Regions from separate parts of the Homo sapiens genome. Here region 1 is linked to region 2. A link is a loop called in an ENCODE intact Hi-C map of the cell type or tissue named here. Cell type or tissue: PC-9. All regions are shown on one strand. Each heading gives the region's core, and the rest is flanking DNA. Links, peaks and the distances in the headings are about the cores only. Region 1 holds the start of CYP26A1 (cytochrome P450 family 26 subfamily A member 1). Region 2 overlaps EXOC6 (exocyst complex component 6).

Region 1 (8,000 bases), core at 1-8,000, 65 kb after region 2:
TACATTTCACCAGTGAAGGAGTTGAGATTGGAACACAGAGCTTTCTCCTGGTTTCCGGGTTAATCGCGGATTCCTCCTGGTTTTCGGAAGCCTGATGGAAGCACCAGGGTGGAGGGTCAGTTCAGGGCCCCCCCGTTTCCAGGTGCCTCGTGGTCAGGCTGATCTCCTCGCCTCTCTGCAGGGCTACCAGATCCCCAAGGGCTGGAGCGTGATGTATAGCATCCGGGACACGCACGAGACGGCTGCGGTGTACCGCAGCCCTCCCGAAGGCTTCGATCCAGAGCGCTTCGGCGCAGCGCGCGAAGATTCCCGGGGCGCCTCCAGCCGCTTCCATTACATCCCGTTCGGCGGCGGTGCGCGCAGCTGCCTCGGCCAGGAGCTGGCGCAAGCCGTGCTCCAGCTGCTAGCTGTGGAGCTAGTGCGCACCGCGCGCTGGGAACTGGCCACACCCGCCTTCCCCGCCATGCAGACGGTGCCCATCGTGCACCCAGTGGACGGGCTGCGGCTCTTTTTCCACCCCCTCACGCCTTCGGTTGCGGGGAATGGGCTATGCCTCTGACATGCTTGCGCTCTAGGACACGGCTTGGCCGGTGGCTATGGCGCGCACGCAGCGCCACCCATCTGCCGCTCCCCATTGTAGCGTCGCGCGCCCACTCTTTCACTCGTTCAACAATCTTTCAACAAATGTTCGCCAAACGCGGATGTGTGCCGGACTCGAGGAAGGAGGAGGGCGAGCCACCGCTGCCGCGCCAGAGAAGCATCTAAGCCCATGGGAAGATGCCTTCTGCGCTCCGCGCCCAGAGGAAGGAAAATGTCGTGGGCCAAGCAGGAATGGAGGGAATAGATAGATCCCCACGAGGTGCTGCTTGGCTTCCCCTTCCCGAGCCAATCCAGGGAGGGTGCATGGATGGGGGAAGGCGAGGTAGGGGTGGCAGGGGAGTGGGAATATTGCAACTCGGGGACATTGCAGAGACCCGACGCACGCGGTGGGACCTGCAACCCTTGTAAGGAAGCGGGCACGCCGTGGGCGCAACCCTGGCCTGGCTTTGGGCCATAGAAAAAACACGCAGAGGATGCCTGACGGAAGGCCCTCTGGCAGCTGGCGTCTGGCTTCGTGCGCCTTGGCCACTCTGCCGGTCTCGGCGGAAACTAGCAACTGTGGGCACTTCCAGGCTCGAAAGGGCTCAAGGTCACCGGATTCTGCTGGCCACTTCTTAAAAGGAAAAATTCCTACCTTAAGAAGGCATTTACTCTTGTCATGTATACAGAGGAGAATAGGCACACCAACACGTCTCCAACGCTGGATTATTTTCATGGGAGGTTGAGACATAATTAGAGAGGTTTGAGATATTTGTACCAAAAATAGGAAGGCCAAGAAATAAAGTGTCTTGGGAGCGGTTGAGTGAGGAGGCTAGGGTTTATCTGGGCAGCTGCTCCCTGGGGGGAAGGCACTGGGGTGCAGGGTTGGGGAGGCCAGGGAAGGACCCACCCCACAGTACACCCAGAGAGGAGCTGGGAGCTGGGCAGCCTAGGGCCTGGGCTGCCCAGACTTCTCTCTGAGTATAACCCCAGAAGCTGGGCTGTGAATTGTCTCCAGGTTTCAGGGACCTTATTTTTATTTTTATTTTTTTGAGACAGGGTCTTCCTCTGTGGCCCAGGCTGGAGTGTAGTGGCACAACCAGCTCACTGCCACCTCTGCCTCTCGTGCTCAAGCCATCCTCCCATCTCAGCCTCCCAAGTAGCTGGGACTACAGGCACGTGCCACAACGCCTAGCTATTTTTTTTTCTATTTTTAATAGAGACGGGGGGTTTCACCATGTCACCCAGGCTGGTCTCAAACTCTTGGGCTTAAGCGAACCATCTGCCTTGGCTTCCCAAAGTGCTGGGGTTAGAGGTGTGACCCACCACACCCTGGAGTCACTCCTTTCCAGTGACTCCAGTCTAGTCCCTGCGCCCTCACCCCTCCCTGCCATTTCAGGGCCTTCTGGTTTTACGGCTTCACCATCCTCTCTATCACAGAGAAGAAATTGAGGAGCAATCTAGGTGAATGACTCACCTGAGAAGCCCAGCAATAGGCTCCTGGACTCCCCAGCCAGTGCTCTCCTCCACCCCCATCCCTTCACTCTTCTGCCCCAACCTCTGTTCCTGTGGCCATCAGGTAGGGCTGAACACTTTGGCCTCCTTTTCATGATAAGCCCTAGCTAGACTTGAGGACTCTCTCAACCATTCCGGTACAGAGGTTCCAACCAGTGTTTAAATCAAAGCCAAAAGCCTCCATGTCATCATTCCCAACAGCCCACTTCAATCTGCCACCCAGCTTCCAACAGACCGGGGCAGCTGGACATAAGGGGTGAGCCAGGGAAGTAGCTGCCTAGGCCTGAGCTGACCCCTTAGTGAACCAGAAGAAAGCCAGTGCCCTCCTGACCTCATGCTTAAGGTGGATCCCAGGGCCAGAAGGAAGGGGGACACAGCAGGCACTTACAGGGTTGGTAGCTCCACAGTACAGCAAGCCCTTCCAACCTGGGCTGACACTGCCATAACCCCCACACAGGGCAATTCATCACCCATTGTCAGCCAAGGGCCTGGTGCCAGGCCCTGAGCTTGGGAGACACCAGGGGCAGCAAAGGTGGCAGGACGTGGGCCCGCCCTAAGAGTGCTCTTGCAAATGCAGAGGACAGCCTGGCCTGAGAAGCGTGGGTTTGGGCGAGGAGAAGGATGCAGGCTTCAGGGTTGATTGTGATTTAGAGAGAGGAGAGAAGAATGGGGTGGGGACCCTCAGAAGCAAGGCTAGTTGAGCTGGTTCCAAGAAGACCTGGTTGACCTGCATTGGGGTCTGGACTAACTATAAGCCTCTGTAGGGATGGCTCCAGTTTTAATTTTCCATGGATACATCATGCTCAGTAATTTTGAGGGATATCTTAGCTCCTGTTTTAGTAGCTGCAGATTCTCTGGGGAAGGAGCAGAGGAGGTTCCTTCCCTCCTGCACTTGATATGCTCTGGAGGGAGGCAGACAAGAAATAAACTAGCAAACAAAAGGGTAAGAATATGTCCAGTGGTGATAATCGCCGTCATGGAAATAAAACAGGCCTGTGATAGTGTCTGGGGCTAAATTAGGCTGGATGGGTGGGGGGAACCTTGGAGGAGGTGACATTTGACTTTGGAAGGAACCAGCCAGCGGTGGCCTGGGGGAGGGGTGCCACATGCAGAGGGAACAGCAGGTATAGAACTGTGAGACAGGAACGCACGTTCAGAAATGAGACCGGGGGCTGAAAGGAGAAAAGCGGAGGTGGACTCCTTTGCTGTGACTCCAGTCTAGTCCCTGTACCCTCACCCCACCCCACCAGCAAAAAAAACAAAAAAACAAAAAAACAAAAAACCCGACTCCCCATCCCCGCCTCTTAGCAATAGGGAGGCTGTTTTGTAAACATCTTGGAAACGAGTTGTTTTTCAGTGAACCCACCCCCCTCCCCGCCCACCACCACCCACGAAAGCTTGGCGAGATTCCTAGATCAAAGTTCCTATTGGCCTGGTAATTTATTGACCCCCCACCCCCCGCCCTGCCCCCCTACAAGATGTTCTTTAATGATCGTTCACTCTCACATTTAATCCTTTCCTGCCGGACGCCCCCGCCGGCCTCGATGTACAGATAGATTAAAACGTTTTTTTCCCTGCGGCAATTTCCAGCGTGCAGGCCCCGCTCATCTTGTGACCCGGCTTGAGCTGAACTTGGCGAGGTGGCCCCGCAGAGTTCACTCGGATGTCACGGTCCGGCCTGCAGGGGTCACAGGCGGGTCAGGCCCGAGGATTGGGAATGGGCCCCAGGTCACGTCCCCATTCGTCGGCTTTGCACACCGGCCGGAGGCGCTGTCCAGAAAGGGGCGGACCCGGGATTTCTGAGAATTACCTCCAGCGCGATTGGCCTGGCTTCCTGCAGTGGCCAGAGGTTGGTTCGCCGTGTTTACAGCCACCAAATCGTTTGCCGGAGACTGAAACCCTGCCCAGAGCCTCTGAAACACTGGGCAGGTTATGGGGAAACGCTGACCCCCCGAAACACTCCCTGTGGCGGCGACTCTGGCTTGGAGAGTCGCTAGGATTGTGCGGGTCCCTCCGACCTCTGCAGATATTTCCTGATACCTCCGGGTTTGGGGACTACCGCGAGAAGGGCAACGCATTTAAACTCTCAGGAGCAGAGTTTTCCACCTCCAAGGGACGCCTTCCAAGGCGTGCGGCGTGCTTCTGCCAGAGACAGTGTTCAGTTTTAAACAAATGCAGGTCATTCTGTTTCATTTTCGGCGCCGCAGGTGCGTTCAGCGCCCAAACCCAGGTAGCGTGTGACCCTGACTGGTCCCGAGCCGGGAAGCTCCGGCAGGTGGAGAGCAGAGAGAGCAGGTGCGCGTCCCGCAGCGTCTGAGCTCCGGGCATTGGCAGCTCAGTAGCAGCTGATTGTAGATGGGCAAAGTACAGAAGACTTCCCAGTACGGATCCCTTCACCCCTCCCATTAGGGGTCGGTAGAGCCCTGAGTTTAGGGCCGAGCACCCCCTCACCTGGATGAGGACAGTGGCTTTACTCTGGGTGGGACTTGGGAGAGAGGAGGAGGACTCCAGTGCCCGGTGTACCGGACACCCAGGTAACGCAGTCTACCGTGCCTGGAGCTGGGAAGAGTAGTTGCAACCGGAGCCCCCTTTTGGGAACTCACTACCCTGAGGCTTAGACAGGTCGGGAATGATCGCCTCCCGGTTAAGGAGGAGGAAACAGGCACAGTGATGTGTGGTGACTTGCCCAAGGTCACACGCAGTACAGATGGAGCCGGGCCTCGGAGCCAGGACTCCTGGGCTCCCCTTCCTCTTATACCGTCTCTTTATCCTGCCAGGGCTAAGGACCCCCTTCCCTGCTGTCCAGCTGGGGCGCCAAGCAGCAGGGCCCTCCGAATAGGCGAGCTGTGCTTGGATCTCAGAGACGGGCACCGACTGCCGAGCCCCAGACGAAGTGCCCCAGGGTCGGGGATCAGGCTTGTGCAGGGTAGCACCTGGGGACCTGAGGGACCTGGAGGCCTTCTTGTATCCTGAAGTAGGACCTTCTAAGACTTCATGAGTCCTGGCCCCCTTGCAGGGGTTGGGGAGCTGGGGATCCCAGATCTGCCTATTGCGCCCGATGCCCCGAGGCTCTCTCTTGGACTCTGGCCCTGAGTTCTTCTGCGCGATCCTTCGGAGACGTCTGGAGGCCTGCTTTATGCATCTCTCTTGGACCTCAGTTTCCCCACACGTGGGAGGAGGCAGCTGGACGATTCCTGAAAGGACTTTCCCTTGCTTCCTCATCACGTGGAAGAGAGCCCACCCGGCACCTGGAAATGGAAAGCCAGTGAAGGCTGCTTTGGGCCGGGGCAGCGGGTGGGACCGGGCGGGAGGGATTCCAAAGAGACCGCCGGGAAGGCTAGAGCTTGGAATTCCGGCTCCTCGGAGTCCTGGCCCTCCCCCACCGCCGCCTCGGAGCTCAGCACACCTTGGATGGGGGAGGCGGGCAGCTCCTAGCCCCGCACCCCAGGAGGCGCGCTCGGAGGGAAGCCGCCACCGCGCCGCCTCTGCCTCGGCGCGGAACAAACGGTTAAAGATTTTGGGCAGCGCCTCGCGGGGGGAGGAGCCAGGGGCCCAATCCGCAATTAAAGATGAACTTTGGGTGAACTAATTGTCTGACCAAGGTAACGTGGGCAGCAACCTGGGCCGCCTATAAAGCGGCAGCGCCGTGGGGTTTGAAGCGCTGGCGGCGGCGGCAGGTGGCGCGGGAGGTCGCGGCGCGCCATGGGGCTCCCGGCGCTGCTGGCCAGTGCGCTCTGCACCTTCGTGCTGCCGCTGCTGCTCTTCCTGGCTGCGATCAAGCTCTGGGACCTGTACTGCGTGAGCGGCCGCGACCGCAGTTGTGCCCTCCCATTGCCCCCCGGGACTATGGGCTTCCCCTTCTTTGGGGAAACCTTGCAGATGGTACTGCAGGTAAGGGAGGGTGGGGCGGGACAGGCTGCTTCCCCGGAGCCCGGCGCGGCTCTGGGCTTCTGCTGAAGTCGGGGTAGGCGCCCCCGGGAGGCATGCTATTGCGGCTAGGAGCAGGGCTGGCGGGAGCGCGGCGCTCCCCGGCGCCCCCTCATGCCCACTTCTCTCCTCCGCCTTCCTCCCACAGCGGAGGAAGTTCCTGCAGATGAAGCGCAGGAAATACGGCTTCATCTACAAGACGCATCTGTTCGGGCGGCCCACCGTACGGGTGATGGGCGCGGACAATGTGCGGCGCATCTTGCTCGGAGAGCACCGGCTGGTGTCGGTCCACTGGCCAGCGTCGGTGCGCACCATTCTGGGATCTGGCTGCCTCTCTAACCTGCACGACTCCTCGCACAAGCAGCGCAAGAAGGTGGGGGCAGGAGGCGACGGCTGGACAGGGAGGGGGACCCCATTTATGAGCGGAATTCCGGCTGATGGATGCTAGGCGCGGGCTAGCAGCTTGAGGTGGGCTAGGACCCTCTGCCAGCTCCAGGTTAGCTTTCCCAGCTCGGAGAGTGCCATGTGTCTGGCAGGACTGGGGGTGTCTGGAAGGGGACGGCGGTAGACGAGAGGGGCGGATGGAGGCTTTTAACGCTGTCCCCTCCTCGGGACTCAGGTGATTATGCGGGCCTTCAGCCGCGAGGCACTCGAATGCTACGTGCCGGTGATCACCGAGGAAGTGGGCAGCAGCCTGGAGCAGTGGCTGAGCTGCGGCGAGCGCGGCCTCCTGGTCTACCCCGAGGTGAAGCGCCTCATGTTCCGAATCGCCATGCGCATCCTACTGGGCTGCGAACCCCAACTGGCGGGCGACGGGGACTCCGAGCAGCAGCTTGTGGAGGCCTTCGAGGAAATGACCCGCAATCTCTTCTCGCTGCCCATCGACGTGCCCTTCAGCGGGCTGTACCGGGTAAGGGCGGCAAACGGGCTGCGGACTAGGGGCGCGGGACCTGGGCGTCTGCTCACCGCCGCGCGCTCTCTGCGCTCAGGGCATGAAGGCGCGGAACCTCATTCACGCGCGCATCGAGCAGAACATTCGCGCCAAGATCTGCGGGCTGCGGGCATCCGAGGCGGGCCAGGGCTGCAAAGACGCGCTGCAGCTGTTGATCGAGCACTCGTGGGAGAGGGGAGAGCGGCTGGACATGCAGGTGAGTAGCAGCTTCAGACCAGGCACTGCGGAGTTTGGTCCCCTGGCTTTCCAAGCGCTGTTCCTGGGGCCCCCAAAGCGCGCGCCTGGGGCCCAGCTTTCTGGAGTGGGCGGCCGGCTCAGACTACAGCTATGGAATCCCGAAGGAAGGCTGAGACACCCGGTCAGGAGAGCTGCGGAAGGGGCTGCGGCGGAACTGGGAGCATCCCCTAGCCTTTCCAGGTTTCAAAGGGAAAGTTGGAATTTGCAAAAATGTTAATAAAGAACCTTGCGATTTTAATAAAACTAAGACTTTAACTCAGGAGTTTCCGGTAGAGCGGGGTCGTACTCGCCTTACTGCTCCAGCTGAACTAAAGGGACGTTGCATTTTGTTTAAAGATATTGCTTTCCTTGACTTTCTGTCAGCAAAACATTTAGCCCTTCTAGTCTTCCCTCCAGAACTCTCAGTTCGATTCTGAGTAATCCTTCTGTCAAACCGCAGGCAGACTTGTGAGAATGTGGGTCTCACTCTATTCTTAGGCACTAAAGCAATCTTCAACCGAACTCCTCTTTGGAGGACACGAAACCACGGCCAGTGCAGCCACATCTCTGATCACTTACCTGGGGCTCTACCCACATGTTCTCCAGAAAGTGCGAGAAGAGCTGAAGAGTAAGGTAGGGAGACTGGGTCTGGGGGTGTCCTTATTAGCTTAGGAAATTCAGCTGCTCCCTAGCCAACTTCCGAATAAGTCAGTGTGCTGCCTTCATGGAGTATTTTGAAAGTGCAGGGCCCAGGGCTGCGTGGGCCAGTGGGCAGAATTAGCTTTGTGAATAAACAGGATGGAGTCTTGAG
Region 2 (15,930 bases), core at 4,784-12,783:
CATGATTCATTTTCCCCATTATTCCTTGTCTGGTCATTCTTGCCTTTTTCTAGGACTCTCCTAATGTTTGTCATAAATGAATGAAATGATTCTGTCATTCTTACTTGCCCTGTAAGTAACTTTTTAGATACTTGCTAGAAGAATAAGCTCAGGACCTTGCATTCCAAATGAAATTTCTGAATTTTTGTTTCTCCTTTCCTTAGATTTCACAAGGCTTTAGTATTGCCATTGTTTTTCACTTTATTTTTTTTTAGGTAACAAGGCTAGCAGATTCCATAATCTAATGTTGATGTTAGTCAATCAGCTTCAAAACTGGATATGCTATTTGGTCATTAGCCTTGTTACATGTGCTTTTGGATATGGGTTTTATCAACCCTCAAATTATAATTCTTTAAGTACAAGATATGAGTATATGTGAGCAATTTTCAAGCAGTGCTTTCAAATAAGTGGTACACTGATTAAACAATGAAAATCCCTGGTTGACAATTCTATCAGGCACCACAGTTGATAAATTGAAAATCAGTGGGGCACAAGAAGGATTATAAAATATTTGTCTGAGGAAAAATTTGCAATAATGTATTCTTTGTGAAAGACATTAAAAAATTAAATGTCAGCAGTTTGCAACTGAAGCAGAAATGACTGATTTTTTTCAACAGATATCAAATAGTTTGTGCCCACTCTGTATAAGGCATTGTGCTAGGAAAAACATCATTAATATTATAGAAAATAATTAGATAGGCTCTTTGGACAAGATCAATTGTCTGTTGCACACCACACACACACACACACACACACACACACACACACACTCCAAAGTTTCTAAAAACCTACCCATTTATTTAAAAAAAAAGAAATGTTTATTTAGAAAACAAAAGAAAAATGGTTTTTTTCCTAGGGAAGAGAAAGATTAATTTTCTTTTCCCAGAAAGCATTTTTAATTTTCTCTAATTAGAAAACCTTTATTATATTTCTTTCTCAAAGTAAAGCTATTGTTTGACAAATATTTATTTATATATTTATGTTTTAGTTTTTTGAGACAGAGTCTCACTCTGTCACCCAGGCTGGAGTGCAGTGGCACAGTCTCAGCTCACTGCAACCTCTGCCTTCTGGATTCAAGCGATTCTTGTGCCTCAGCCTCCCAAGTAGCTGGAACTACAGGTGTGTGCCAACACACTCAGCTAATTTTTGTATTTTTAGTAGAGACGGGCTTTTGCCACATTGGTCAGGCTGGTCGCAAACTCCTGGCCTCAAGTGATCTGCCCACCTCAGCCTCCCAAAGTGCTGGGATTATAGGCATGAGCTACCCTTGGCCTATTTTGTATTTACAACAATATCCCTAAGAAACACTTTTTTTTTTTTTTTACAAGTTTTTTTTTTTTTTTTTAAATTACAGATGAGGTGTTGCTGTGTTGCCCAGACTGGTCTCAAACTCCTGGCCTCAAGTCATCCTCCTGCCTTGGCATCCCAAAATGCTGGAATTAGAGGCGTGAGCTACTGTGCCTGGCCATTTTTATAAGCTTTTAAGCTGAAAGTAATTTTTATTCCCATTCCACAAATACTTTGAAACTGGTTTCTTAAGTTTCTTTAAAAGTTGTCTTATGAGATCATTCCAGTATGACATTGTCTGTATAAATATCTTATATAAGCATTGCTCAAGACATTTTCGTGTTACAGTAGTCCCTCTTATCCACAGTTTTGCTTTCTGCAGTTTTTGTTACCTGCTGTATAGTACATTAAGACATTTTGTGTGTAAGAGAGAAAGATAACCACATTTACATAACTTTCATTACAGTATATTGTCGTATGTCCTCTATTTTATTATTTTTGTTGTTAATCTCTTATTGTGCCTAATTTTTTTTTTTTTTGAGGCAGGGTCTCGCTGTGTCTCCCAGGCTGGAGTGCAGTGGCACAATCTTGGCTCACTGCACCTCTGCCTCCTGGGTTCCAGCAATTCTCCCGCCTCAGCCTCCTGAGTAGCTGAGACTATAGGTGCCTGCCACCAGGCCCGGCTAATTTTTTGTATTTTTAATAGAGACGGGGTTTCAACATATTGGCCAGGCTGGTCTCAAACTCCTAACCTCAGGTGATCCACCTGCCTCGGCCTCCCAAAGTGCTGGGATTACAGGCATGAACCACCGTGCCTAGCCCTGTGCCTAATTTTTAAGTTAAGCTTTATCATAGGTATATATGTATGTATGTGAAAAAACATAATTAATATAACGTTCATTACTATCTGCAGTTTCAGGCATCCATTGGGGGACTTGGAACATATCCCCCATGGGTAAGAGGGGATTACTGTATTACATCTTTAGTATGGCTTCAAAATAACTAAACGATTAAACTACCTTTTTGGCATTTGATGTGTCTTCTAAATTAAATTTATTGCTCAAAGATGGAAATTACTGTTTGATTAGACAAGTTCAGTTGTCTAAATCTTCTCCCTATTCTCTTACCTCTCTAGCCTATTGACATTTGGAGAAAGGCCCAAACACCCTGGAATCTTTGCCTCACTATCCTGCCATAGGATAGTTTCCACTTTCAGATACTCCTTTGGGCAGAGTTACTAGAGGCTCCTTTTAAAACTCTGATGTTTTCTTTAAGAGCTAGTCTCTTGGAAAAGACCAAGAAAGGTCCTGAGTATGAGCTATAACTCAAAAAAGCCTGGGGCCATTTGCAAGAGGGGTAAACCCTAGCCTGATGGGGGTTAAGGTCCTGGCACTGTAGATATGAAAAGGGAGAGACCAGGACTCCAAAGACAAACCACGGAAGACAACTCGGATTCCTTTAAGATTTTGCCTATGGTTGGCTCTACTTCTTAATACTTCTGTATTACCTTAATCATTACTTCTGAATACAGTAACATGCATTTACTACTGATGGGACAAAAAAAATTGATTAAAAATTTTTGTGTTTATTTCACTATCTCTGGTGTTCTCTTTTCCAAAAGACATCTTTTTACTTAAGTAATATAGCATGGATAAAGAAGTCTTTCTGGTGCAAAAAAACCATCCACCCCTCAACTTCTGACTTTCAGTGATTGATATATAAATCGTTTAAAAAATGAAACTTAGCTTTCTCTAATAAATATGTTAAAAGAATTTTAAAAATAAGTTTTCATGTTAAGTATTTCTGTTTAAATCTGGAGGAAAGTAGTTCTTTAAATATACAAAGCTTATTCTCAATTTTAATGCAGTATGTATGCTTTCTGCATATTAGAGCAGGGAAAGGAGAAGAAAGGGAGGCAAGAAGAAAAATCTGGCTAGGTAGTAGAAAGGCTAGAGTGCCTGGTAAGTCTGTGAAGAGAAAAGGTCAGGATACCATGGAAATCAACTGGAATATGAAGAAGAGGAAAGGCAGGTAGTTCAGATGGGGAATCCTAGAAGCTAAAAGATCATTGAGTTTCTTCACACACCTGTTAATAACATAGATATGCTCACACACTCCTCCATCTTGAAATCCTTTCTATAATAAACCTGCCAAGTAATTGTCCAGCCATTCCTTGAACATCCAATTTGGGAGATTACTCTTCAGAAAATACATTTCGATACAATACATCACTCTATCAATCTCTCACACTGAACTGAAACCACTTTCTCTCTAAATTTCTCTTAATAGACCTAGTTCTACCTTAGGGTTAGAGTCACCACCAGTCTATATTGTGTTTTTGTGCAAATTAGAAAAGGTGTTCTCAGTAAAAGGAAAAAACCCTCTAGAGCTGCCTGCCCCCTTTATCGGAATTAGAGAAAGTTACTATTTTCCCATCTGGACTTGGCCCCTACGAAGGCACATAGCTTATCAAATAAAACATTAGCTGGATTTAGCTCTCTCCTTCCCATTTTTCTCCTCAGTTGGGCACCTGTGTATAGCAAGCAGCCTGACAACTATATCTGAAGTTTGGCTTAGGGTCACACAGGAAAAAACAAATCCTTATCCACAAGCCAGTTACATGAAAACAGCTCTTACATGTCTCTAAATCTTCTGAAGGCCAGACATCAATAATTCCTTATTCTTATTCTTCTTATGTGATATAGTTTTAGATCCAAAAATCTTCTCTGAACAAACTGGTTTAACTATCTTCTCTTTCATATCTGATGCCCCAGATTAAATATAGAGATACTCAGGTGTACAGAACAAGTATAATTATGTAGCTTTGCTATCAAATACATTGTTTCATATTCTATAATTGATTAATAAAGCCAAAACTGTTAAACCTTTTTCAGTAGCTAGAATATACTTCCAAATCATTGAAGCTACAGGATTCTATTATCTCTGTGTATTCCTCCCCCCCTTTTTTGGTGATTGCTAAGCTCTATTTTTCTTATCCTATATATATATGTGGTTGGTTTTTATTTTAGGATTTTAAGGTTATCCCTAATAAATTTTGAGATGTGTTCCATAGCTAGCCTGTTGAGATCTTTTTATATCAAAAGTTAATATCTGTGGATTTGTAATCATTCTTTCTACATATTTAACAAAGTCATTAGCAAAATATTGAACAAAACCTGTTATTCATATCCTTAGATACAGAACATCAATATCCTGAGATACAGTACATCATCAAAATGTGGTCCCCAAATGAGCAGCAATAGCATCATGTGGGAGCTTGTTAGAAATGCAAATCTTGGGCCCCACCTGCTGAATTGGGAACTCTGGGGATGAGGCCCAGCAATTTGCTTGAATAGACCCTCCAGTTGATTCTGTTGCATGATAAAGTTTGAGAACCGCTGTATTACATGGACCTCTCCTTTGTATCTATTTAGGTCAATTATTCAGAACCTTATGGGTACCTTAAGATTTCTCAGCCAGTTGCTAATCCTCTGATTGAATCTAACTCACAGTTTGGCATCTTGCTCCATGTTATGAGCAGCTTCTGTCAGAAGCCTTGCTAGCATGAAGAGTTAATAACAGCAATTGAATTTTCCTTATCTACCAGTCTAATTACCCTTTCAAATAAGAAAATGACATTACTCGGATTCGTCATAAATCCGTATTGACTCATAGTGATCACTTTCTCTTGAAGACTCTCAGAAATCTTTACTTAATAGCCTGTGATTGGTTCTCAGGATTAACATAAAATCCTGCTAGTCTGTGATATGCTAGCAAGAGAGCCATAGTCCAAGGAAGTCCAGTAGCAAGGATCAGGAACTCAGATTGGAAATCATGAGCCACCAAAGAAATGCTGGGCAACTCAGAAAAGATGCTTAAATCATAAAATTTAAGCAATAAGAAGTGAGTTTCATTTACAAGATTGAAATATAAGCACCAACAATGGCCTTTATTCTGTGCTAGATTTTCCTTTTATTTGGTTTAATCAGAATCCAAATGTTTATTTTCCCATTCTTGTTACTCTGTGAAAAACATCATACATGTATTTCCTCAGCCTCAAAATGTCAATCTGCAGGTAGAAACAAATAGCACATCTAGATGTAGTGGGGGAGGTGGAAAGGTGGAAATAATTCAGTTACTGACAAATTATTCTATACCATCATTCAGCCATGTACTTTTTGTTTTTGTTCGTTTTATTTTTCTGATGATGAAGAAGAATTAGCATTGACCCATCTATGTGCTCATTTGTTTTTTGAAACAATGTGTTGGTGCTCTTTTTTTTGGTATTCCTTGTGACGGGTGACACACGTACCTGTGAGTTAAATTAGCTTGAGCTAAAATTTCAGTCTGTAATTATGAAACAGAACTTTTTCCCATGTTAAGTCAACTTCTTTATAGGAAGATTCATTTGTGCAAATGTTTAACGAGAACCTATTATATGTTTGTTATATACTGGGAAATCAAAGATAAACTTCAAAGATTTCATAGTCTGGCTGGGTACGAGACAGGTACATAACTGTAATAGAGCATAATTAATTGTTTATAGAATATGTATTATGTGTAGAGAGGGGGCAATTAATTCTGTATGCTGTGGGATTGAGAAGATTGACTATGACCGAAGTAAAATTTGAGCTGGGTAAAAAGTAAAAATTGAGATGGATAAGATTTCACCAAAAGCAGGGAAGGGCATTCTGAACAGAGGGAATGAGACAGACAAAAGCACTGTGATAAGACAATGTTTAGGGAATCTTCAAATAATCATATGTGGATGGACTACAAAATGGAGCTTTTTAATTAGGACCATGACATGATTAAATCTGTGTCATAGAATGTTAACTCTAGTGTCATTTAGAAATTTGTACTGGAATGAGGCAGAGACTGAAAGCAGGAAGACCTGTTAAAAGGCTGTTGAACTTTTCCATGTGAAATACAAAAAAAGCTTAACCTTCATCAGTGGGAATGGAGAGTATGGATTCCAGGCATTTTGGAGGAGGGAATACATAAAAAGAGTGAATGAGTAAAGGTACAATTTGATATGATTTAACCATCCAGGATGGATAGTTTAATTAAATTCAACATAGAAGATTTGAAATTGCAGGTATCTTACAGAGTGCTATGCTCATAATAAAAGGTCTACAGATGTTTGTTTATTGACTAAATTAACAAAGTAACAAATCAGGAACTCTCTGTAACCAACACTGGTCTCTTCTAGAGTTCTACCTTTGTTGTCAGAAAGTTAAGACCCAGCTGATACTGCTGTATTTCAACTCAAGACCATTTAACTCCTTGATCTAAACAAAACTAATCATTATTTCTTTCATAAAAATTCTTCACATATTTGATGACTGAAGAATGACCTTTTAACTTTATCTTTCTGAGCTAAGTAGTTATTTTTTAAAATGTTTCCTTGTAGGGTATTTTCACATGCCTTTTTGTAAATTTTCTTTGGATCTTTTCCTGTTTTTCTACTTTTTTAACCTATACTTGGTCAAAGTGGATACAATGTCTAAGTTCAGGAATATAGAATTATATGAACTTATATAGAACTTTTCTTTTTTAAATTGCTTTCAGATCAGTCTTAAGATGGTCTGAGTACATGTCAGGAAGTTGAGACCTTGCTTCCAGTCCTGGCTTTGCCTCTAACTTGAGCAAGTTGACTTGGACAAACCCTTCAACCATCAAGAGGCCTAAATTTTTCCCATAACACATGGAATTTGGAATTGATAAATGTTTCAAGATAACGTCCTGGTTCTAAGATTCAAAGGCAGTTAAATGTTAAGACATTGAAGAGTGTGGGGCTTTGAAGTCATATATTAATTATGTCTTCATATCTATTATGTGCATGGCATTGAGGGAATACAGTGGTAAGCAAAACAGAAAAGGTCTTTACCCTCTTGGAGTTTAAGTCCAGTGGGGAAACAGTAATTAATAACTTCATTAATAAATATGACTATAAATTGTTAAACTTTGTAAAAGTATATGGTATGAGAATACTAGGTAGGATCTATGTATGAATATAGAGGTTAACTTTTGGTTAATTTGACCATAACCATCATGCTAGTATAACTGCATGTTTGGAGACAGTCAGGAAGATAACCAGGAATACATACTTGGAAATTGCAAAAATAGCTCCCTCTGAAAGCTACATTGAACCTTTGATCTTAGTATAAATTTTATACAAGTTCAAGATAAATGTCTTCTTATTTGGAGGAGCATTTGCCAAGGTATGAGAATGATGTTCTGAATCAGTGTATGTACTTTGTTTTATATTTATTAAATACTTATTATATATTGGGTACCAATATAGATACCTTATAGATATAACCATATAGAAGAAAAGATTAATATGTCTTCTAAACAAGTTCTTACAAAGGTGTCACAGAAATTCTTCCTGTTACTAAGAAAATACAGACTATTTCCCAAGCATCAGGCAATCAGAAAGACCTATTCTATATTTGAAGTATCCAGAGTAGGTCTAGAATACATTTTTAAATTCATTCTGCCCAAATGTCTAAGTTAGGTTATTAGCTCCTAAGGGTTTAACATCTGAAATCTGTAGGTATTAGAAAAGGCATTAGAATAGCTCCAGATTAAAGAGTGCTGGCACCTATTTCAATGGTGAGTTATTGGAGAGTAGATAAGTTTCTTAATGTGAAAGCCTTGGTCTTTCTTAATTTTTGGATAAAAACTTAACCTGCTGGGCACAATGGCTCATGCCTGTAATCCCAGCACTTTGGGAGGCCACGACTGGAGAATCGCTTGAGCCCAGGGGTTCGAGACCAGCCTGGGCAAAATAGGGAGATTTCATCTCTGCAAAAAAAATTAAAATTACTCAGATGTGGTGGTGCACATGTGTAGTCCCAGCCACTCAGGAGGCTGAGGTGGGAGAATTGCTTGAGCCTGGAAGGTCAAGGCTGCAGTGAGCCGTGATCATGCCACTGTACTCCCGCCTGGGTGACAGAGTGAGACCCTGTCTCAAAAACAAAACAAAACAAGAAAGCTTAGCCAAAAAAGAAAAAAAAAAAGGATGCTGTTTATAGAGTTTTAGCGACTATGACCTCTAATTCTAGCCTTGAAAAAGGGCTGTGCCCCATAATAAAAGTATTAAGGCAAAATCATCTGGATGGTAAGAGAAGAATATTTCAGTGCCTTTTTAAAAAGTAAGCTGGATGCTGTTACACTGTTTGGATACCTGAATTTGTTCCTGGTTTGGATACCTGAATTTGATACCTAACCTATCTGATGGAGGATACTTTGCCCAGGTTTAATTCCAAGAAATGGAGAAAACTAGATACTACTTTATATAAAAATGAGGTGATGAAGGTAGAGTAACAGTTGGTCCTCGAGGTTTGCATCCCACTGTTGCTGACCGCATACAGCAGAAAATACATCTAAAAGCCAAGAATCCTAACTCTCCTGATTCCCAGGCATAAGTTCTTCACCACCAGAAAAACCACTAGATGGTGCTCTTAGTCATTCCTTCTAACGACACAGCTGGTTCACATGGGATACTTTGTTTGTCTAATAACAAAGTTTGTTAAACAAAACTTGAGTTCTTACTAGCTACTTTAATATTCAGATCTAGATAGAAATGAAATTACAAGAAGTATCTTCAAATAGAATGAATATTGGCATTCATATTCAGCCATTTATTTAGTTACAGAATTATTCCATTTTATATGCACCTGTGTGGTCATTTGCAAGCAAGATCTTAAAACTTTAGCTTAGCCTCCTCCCCTTTCTTTCAGTCTTTTGTCAAGCTTCTGATGTATTCCCTCTTATGACTCCATGGGCCCTTTTTCTCCCCCACCCTCTTTACCCCCTGACAATTCTTCCTACCCTGTATGGATGTTTTCTATATCTACATTGTAAACAATCTACATTCTCTGCCTTATGATAAAGATAACTGTCTGCCTAGAACAAGATTTTTCAAGGACTTCTGAGTTTAATTCCCTCTGAGTTTAATTTCAGAGTAGGTTTTATATTTTCCAGTCAAGATAAATACTTATGGCCTGACATCTTGGCAATTTTCCTTCCCCCCTCGTAACAAACCCTTTACATTTTGCATAGATCCTGAGGGGAAGGGCCTGTTTTCCTACTCAAAAATTTTTTTTTTTTTATATATACAAATAACTCATGTTTTGCCTACAGGTATTCTTTGTTCTCTTAAAACTTCATAGATTGCCGGCTGGGCGCAATGGCTCACATCTGTAATCCCAGCACTTTGGGAGGCCGAGGTGGGTGGATCACCTGAGGTCAGGCGTTCAAGACCAGCCTGGCCAACATGATGAAACCCCGTCTCTATTAAAAATACAAAAAAATTAGCTGGGTGTGGTGGCACATGCCTATAATCCCAGCTACTCTGGAGGCCGAGGCAGGAGAATTGCTTGAACCCGGGAGATGGAGGTTGCAGTGAGCCGAGATCACACCACTGCACTCCAGGCTGGACAGCAGAGCGAGACTCCGTCTCCAAAAACAAAACAAAAACCCAACTTCATCGATTGCCAATTTGGAAGATAGTTTTGTTATAATCACAGCTTACCCCGCATACATTATTTTTTGTTCCCACTTTCATCTAAATTGATTCAAACTAGTCTTCTTCCAAGTTAGGCTGATATAGCAGAGTTTTACTCTATTGTTATAATATACCTTCCCAATAAGATCAGACACCTCCTTCTCTAATCTAAGAATATTTGAAAACTTGGAATCAGGCCGGGTGCGGTGGCTCACGCCTGTAATTCAGCACTTTGGGAGGCCAAGGTGGGCGGATCACCTGAGGTCAGGAGTTTGAGACTAGCCTGGGCAGCATGGTGAAACCCCTTCTCTTCTAAAAATACAAAATTAGCAGGGCCTGGTGGTGCATGCCTGTAATCAAAGCTACTCAGGAGGCTGAGGCAGGAGAATCTCGCTTGAACCTGGGAGGTAGGGGTTGCATTGAGCCAAAATTGTGCCATTGCACTCCAGCCTGGGCAACAGAGTGAGACTCCATCTCAAAAAAAGAAAAGAAAAGAAAATTTGAAATCATTTATTATTGCAGAAAATAAGAGGAAATGAATATCCTGAAGTTATTTTGTTTATTAAAAAGGAAATAGTCAAATTGGAGGCATTAAGAGAAAAAAACAAAGATTTGGAATCTCTTAAAAAAGAACACTTCATAGTCTGGAAATGATTTTTACATATCTTATTGGGAAACCAGGATCAATGTGTGTTATTTAAAAATACCCTTAAAGGCATGGCTAAATGACAAAAACAAAGACACCATAATAGGGGGGGAAGTGGGCATTATTGTTTTTAAAATTTTAAAGATGGTCCAAGGGAGGAGAATTAGGAATCCCCAAAATATGACAAATTATATACAAAATGAGAATCTGAATGAGCCAAAAAGTAATTTGACGATAGTACTTCTAGAGATTTCAAAAATTAGTCATCAATTCTTTAAAAATTTAAAAGATTAAAATTGACCCCATGAATTATTGGGACCATAGACAATATTAGTAGAAATGATTTGTATTACTATTTATTCATTCAACACACATTTATTGACTGTTTCCTAGGTGACAGGTATGGTGTATGTAACTACTTCCCAGGAGCTTCTTGTTTAGTGGAAGAGCTCATGATTTAGTTTTAATTGAAGAAACTATTAGGAGTATTTTCACCCACCCTAAATTACTTTTATATAAATACACTAAGTGTATACAGTTATGTTCTTGATTTGCACTGTTAAATAAATACATATGGCTAGGAAATTTAAATTAAGCTGGATGCAGTGCCTCATACCTGTAATCTCAGCACTTCGAGAGGCCAGGGCAGGACGACTGCTTGAGGCCAGGAGTTTGAGACTGGCCTAGGCAACATAGTCCCCCTGTCTCTACAGAAAATAAAAAAAATAACCAGACATGATGGCACCTGTAGTCCCAGCTACTCAGGAGGCTGAGAGGGGAGGATTGCTTGAGCCCAGGAGGTTGAGGGAGGCTGCAGTGAGCTGTGATGGCACTCCAGTCTGGGCAACAGAGTGAGACCCTGTCGCAAAAAAAATTAACTAAAATAAAACCAAAAATTAAGTTTAGCATGGATATTACATTTCATTATTGCAGAACATTCTCTTGGACAGCACCATTCTAAATCTAATCAACAAGCTACATAATATATCACTATCCAATACTGGATGACATTCCTTAGAATTTATTTATGGTTCTGTTTTTCTTCATTCATTTAAGAAACTTTCATTGAATACTCATTATAAGTCAGGCATTGCGCTAGGTGATAAGAATGTAGAAGTGAAGTTACCGTCCCTGCTCTCAGGGAGTTCATGATTTAGTGGGAAGACCCAGACAGATAAACAATTACAAGGCAGCAAAGTGAGTGCTGAAGTTAGGCTGTGCACAGGAAGTTGCAGTGAGAACACAGAGAAAGGACATAAGCCAACCTGCAGGGATAATGGAAGTCTTCCCAAGGAAGACGATGATTGAAGGATAAATAAGAGTTTACCCAGATGGAAAATAAGAGGAAGGATGCTGTAGGCAGAGGGATCAAAGCATCATGGAAAGAGAGTGGTATATGCATGGAAGTACAGGTAGTTTGGTGTGGTATAGAAACTAAGGTGCCCCTAGGGAAATGATGAGATGAGGCTGGCAGATAGACAAAGGCTAGATTGCAAAGGACCTTAGCCTTGTTTTATTTGAAGATGATGGGGAACTATTGAAGGATGTTAAACTGTGAGGTGGCACAAGTCACATCTGTGTAAATCCTACTGGAAGAAGTGGATGGAGAGGTTGCACCAGAAGCAGGGAGATCAGATAGGGTGTGTTTCAGTAATCCAAGCAAGAAATGATGATAGTTTGTACTAAGGTAGAAACAAATTCAGACTCAGGAGATATTTTGGGAAGTAGAAACAACAAGATTGACTGCAGTTGAGTTTTAAAGAAATAAAGGGAAAAATACGAAGCTGTGAATCAATAGCATATCATTACGAATGTCCTCTGTGCCAGATGATTATCAGATCACTAAATTGCCTTCTACCCCTAAAAAAATTTGAGAAAAAGCCCTGAGTGTTATAATCTAGTGAATTTCACTTCCATATTGATTAGATTCTTATGAGAGATGTGATAAAAGATGAGAGACTGAATACTTAATCAGATTCTGGATTAATGGAGTAAATGCCAGAAAACCTGAATTAGTTATATAATCCCGGGCAAGTCACTTTCCTTTTAATTTTTCTGCCCTGTAAAATGAAGGACTCAGCTGGGTGTGGTGGCTCACGCCTGTAATCACAGCACTTTGGGAGACCGAGGCAGATCACTGGAGGTCAGAAGTTTGAGACCAGCTGGCCAACATGGTGAAACCCTCTCTCTACTAAAAATACAAAAATTAGCCGGGCATGGTGGCATACGTCTGTAATCCCAGCTACTTGGGAGGCTGAGGCATGAGAAACGCTTGAACCTGGGAGAAGGAGGTTGTAGTGAGCCAAGATTGCGCCACTGCACTCCACCCTGGATGACAAAGCAAGACTCCATCTCTTAAAAAAAAAAAAAAAAAAATGGACTCGGCAACTTTTAAACTGAGTCTTTAGGGGACTGTTGGACGTGTTTCAAAGAGGTTGTCTCTTTCAGTTGCAAGATTTTATGATCCATCATCTGCATGCCCTATTTACTCAAGTAAGTTATTGTGATGCTCAGAGCAGATGGTGTGTGAGAAAGTGCTTAGTAAAGTATAAAGTGCTATATAAATTTATAGTATCATTAATTTTGACATTGAGCTCTTTGGTTAAATGATAGTATCTTCAACAGGAACCTAGGGAGAAGAAAAATTATTTTAAGATTATTTTTAATGTAGAAAAATTCTGAGCATTAAGTAGATAATAACTATATGTCTAATTGAAATTGAGCTTATTTTTGTGCCTGATAAAATGAGTCTCCCTGCATCATAGAAAGTCTTTATTTATGAGTATATGTGTATCTATCCATGGTGATGGTAGAAGCTATGGTAACATTTACAGCCTTGGTTGAGAACCACTAGGGATTTATGGTTTTTTTTTGTGACCAAAAAAAAAAAAAGGCCAATAAAATGCTGGATGGTCCTAAGTATTTTTTTTTAAGACAAGATCTTGCTTTGTCACCCAGGCTGGAGTGCAGTGGTACGATCATGGCTCAGTGCAGCCTCAACCTCCTGGGCTTAAGTGATCCTCCTGCCCTAGCCTCCCCAGTAGGTGGAACTACTACAGGTGCATGCCACCATGCCTGGCTAATTTTAATTTTTTTTTGTAGAGATGGGGCCTTGCTATGTTGCCCAGGCTGGTCTTAAACTCCTGGCTTCAAGCAATCCTCCAGCCTTGGCTTCCCAAAATACTAGGATTTATAGGCATGAGCCACCATGCCCAGCCAAAAAAAGTATTTTTTTAAAGTTAGAAAACACCTTTAATTTAAACACCTTTTATGATTATAATATAAAAGGCCAACATAAAATAATGTATTTTACTATGTAATATAAAAGGTATAATTTTGCTTATCGTTTTTCAGTTAAGATGTAATGATACTAGAGAAAGGCAACTCAGCTACCTAGGCCATTTTCAGTTAAGACGTAATGATACTAGAGAAAGGCAACTCAGCTACCTAGGGCATAGTAGGGGGTAATGGTGATACCACTGTATGAAAGTATACCACTTATTGTCTAGGGTAATGGTGATACCACTGTATGAAAGTATACCACTTATTGTCTAACAAGACAGTGATATGAATAAATTGTACTAAATACTGAAAAGTGTGGCTAGATTTGGTCACTAAATTTTGGTTTTCTAGAAAAAAGGGGTCTGAGAATGGTGAATTTAGTCACTTATCTAATGACCATAACCTAGCAGAGAACCAAGAACAAAGGGGGAAAAGTGGTGCATCTCTGAGTAACCAAAAGGTTACTCATTCTCAAAAGGTACATGTGCTCAAAGGAACGTGTATAAAACCTATTAACCTTACTAGTAGGAGAGGCCCTTACTTAGGTTGTATTTGCTCTTACTTTAGACATAATTCTAGTAATTGATTAGCTGGCTTACCTGCTCAAGAAGAGTAAAGATAAAATTAATAAGACAGATGAGGGAGAGAGTAGGGAGTAAGAATTCATGTTAAAACTACCAGGGAGAAGGCAGAAAAATTAGAAAAGCTAGACACAAGAACTCAAATAGCGCAGCTTTTTAATAGAACAAAAAAACAGCTCTTACTTCCATAACAGCCCCTGGGAATTTTACTTTATAGAACAAAATGTATTCTTAATGGTGACCCAGAGAATTACGATACATTTTAGAATTTTGTAAAATATGCCTAAGATTAAAGAAAAATTCTGATGCTTAAAGCAAAAATTATACAACAGCAACATTCCCCAGAGATGCCAGATAAATTAAGCTGTGCAAATTTTCATTTATTTATTGTTTTTAATTGTTGATTTTGAGCCTTTCTAAACTATATTTCACACAGAATACACTAAATTTAAGAATTGCTTTTGTTATTCCAAGAACTATATAGGCTGAAATTTTAAATAGCTTCCAAAATTCTAGCTCAGATAAATTCACAAATGGAACATCTATAATGTTCTCTAAAAAAATCAGAATATCCAGCACTTTGGGAGGCCAAGACAGGGGTGTTGCTTTAGGCCAGGAGTTCAAGCCCAGCCTGTGCCACATAGCAATACCCTATCTCTACCAAAAAAACCCCCAAAAAAACAAAAAAATCATTAGCCAAGTGTGGAGATGCATGCCTGTAGTCCCAGCTACTTGGGAGGCTGATTCCTTGAGCCCAGGAGTTCGAGGTTGCAGTGAGTTATAATCATGCCACTGCAGCCTGGGTGACAGATCGAGAAAAAGAAAAAAAAGAAGAAGAAAAGAAAATTAGAAATTAATGGGGTGGGAAAATGATTACAGGCATTCTTATCAGAGAAGCTTGCATGTAAAATGACAGGGTCTTTTTTATGAGCCAAGTGTTTTAAGTTTTTAAAATAACTAATATTGGAATTGTCTTTAGTTTAATTAAGTAAGCTATGTTAGTAGTATTAAAAATTTTAAACCACAAAAAATTATTGAAGGAATCTGTGGAAATTTTAAAAATTCTCGTTGAGATTTTTTTTTAGTTGAGGCATGAATCCTTTCTAAAAAAATCACTGGCCGAGCGTGGTGGCTCACACCTGTAATCCTAGCACTTTGGGAGGCCGAGGCAGGTGGATTGCCTGAGCTCAGGAGTTCAAGACCAGCCTGGGCAACATGGTGAAACTCCATCTCTACTAAAATACAAAAAAAATTAGCCGGCCGTGGCGGCATGCGCCTGTAGTCCCAGCTACTCGGGAGGCTGAGATAGGAGAATCACTTGAACCTGGGAGGCAGAGGTTGCAATGAGCCGAGATGGCGCCACTGCACTCCAGCCTGGGTGACAGAATGAGACTCCGTCTCAAAAAAAATAAAAATAAAAATAAAAATAATTAAAAGGCATGAACAGACATTCCTGCATCATCCTGATTTTTCTACTTAGAACATTTTACTTATTGTCTGCATGTAAAGTTGACTTCTTACCTTGGTGTCTGCCTTTTATTGCTATTAGCTAGAGGTGGGATTTTTTAATAGCACCTATT

What was found. Hi-C counts contacts between places; a loop is a spot of excess contacts. Peaks named below come from ENCODE experiments on the same cell type or tissue, not always from the same donor. Only the 100,000 strongest peaks of a DNase experiment are listed, where the experiment ranks them.
Region 1: it touches region 2 in a loop (3-fold over the local background); 8 of 110 quality-filtered maps call a loop at or near these places.

Annotation. Positions count from the first base shown.
Region 1 is chr10:93,068,139-93,076,138 of GRCh38, forward strand. CYP26C1 (cytochrome P450 family 26 subfamily C member 1) reads left to right here. Exons shown (of 6, transcript NM_183374.3): 6 at 182-1,402. The coding sequence ends at 559. CYP26A1 (cytochrome P450 family 26 subfamily A member 1) reads left to right here and starts at 5,755. Exons shown (of 7, transcript NM_000783.4): 1 at 5,755-5,985; 2 at 6,170-6,394; 3 at 6,641-6,931; 4 at 7,011-7,169; 5 at 7,688-7,822. The coding sequence starts at 5,797. In PC-9, for the core only: no CTCF peak of the experiment used is centred there; a DNase peak (open chromatin) is centred at 3,863; H3K4me3 peaks cover 2,643 bases; H3K27ac peaks cover 561 bases.
Region 2 is chr10:92,997,857-93,013,786 of GRCh38, forward strand. All of the region lies in intron 19 of EXOC6 (exocyst complex component 6), which reads left to right. Among named protein-coding and RNA genes, the nearest start is that of CYP26C1, 55 kb to the right of the region's middle. In PC-9, for the core only: a CTCF peak has its summit at 8,828 (motif pointing right); no DNase peak of the experiment used is centred there.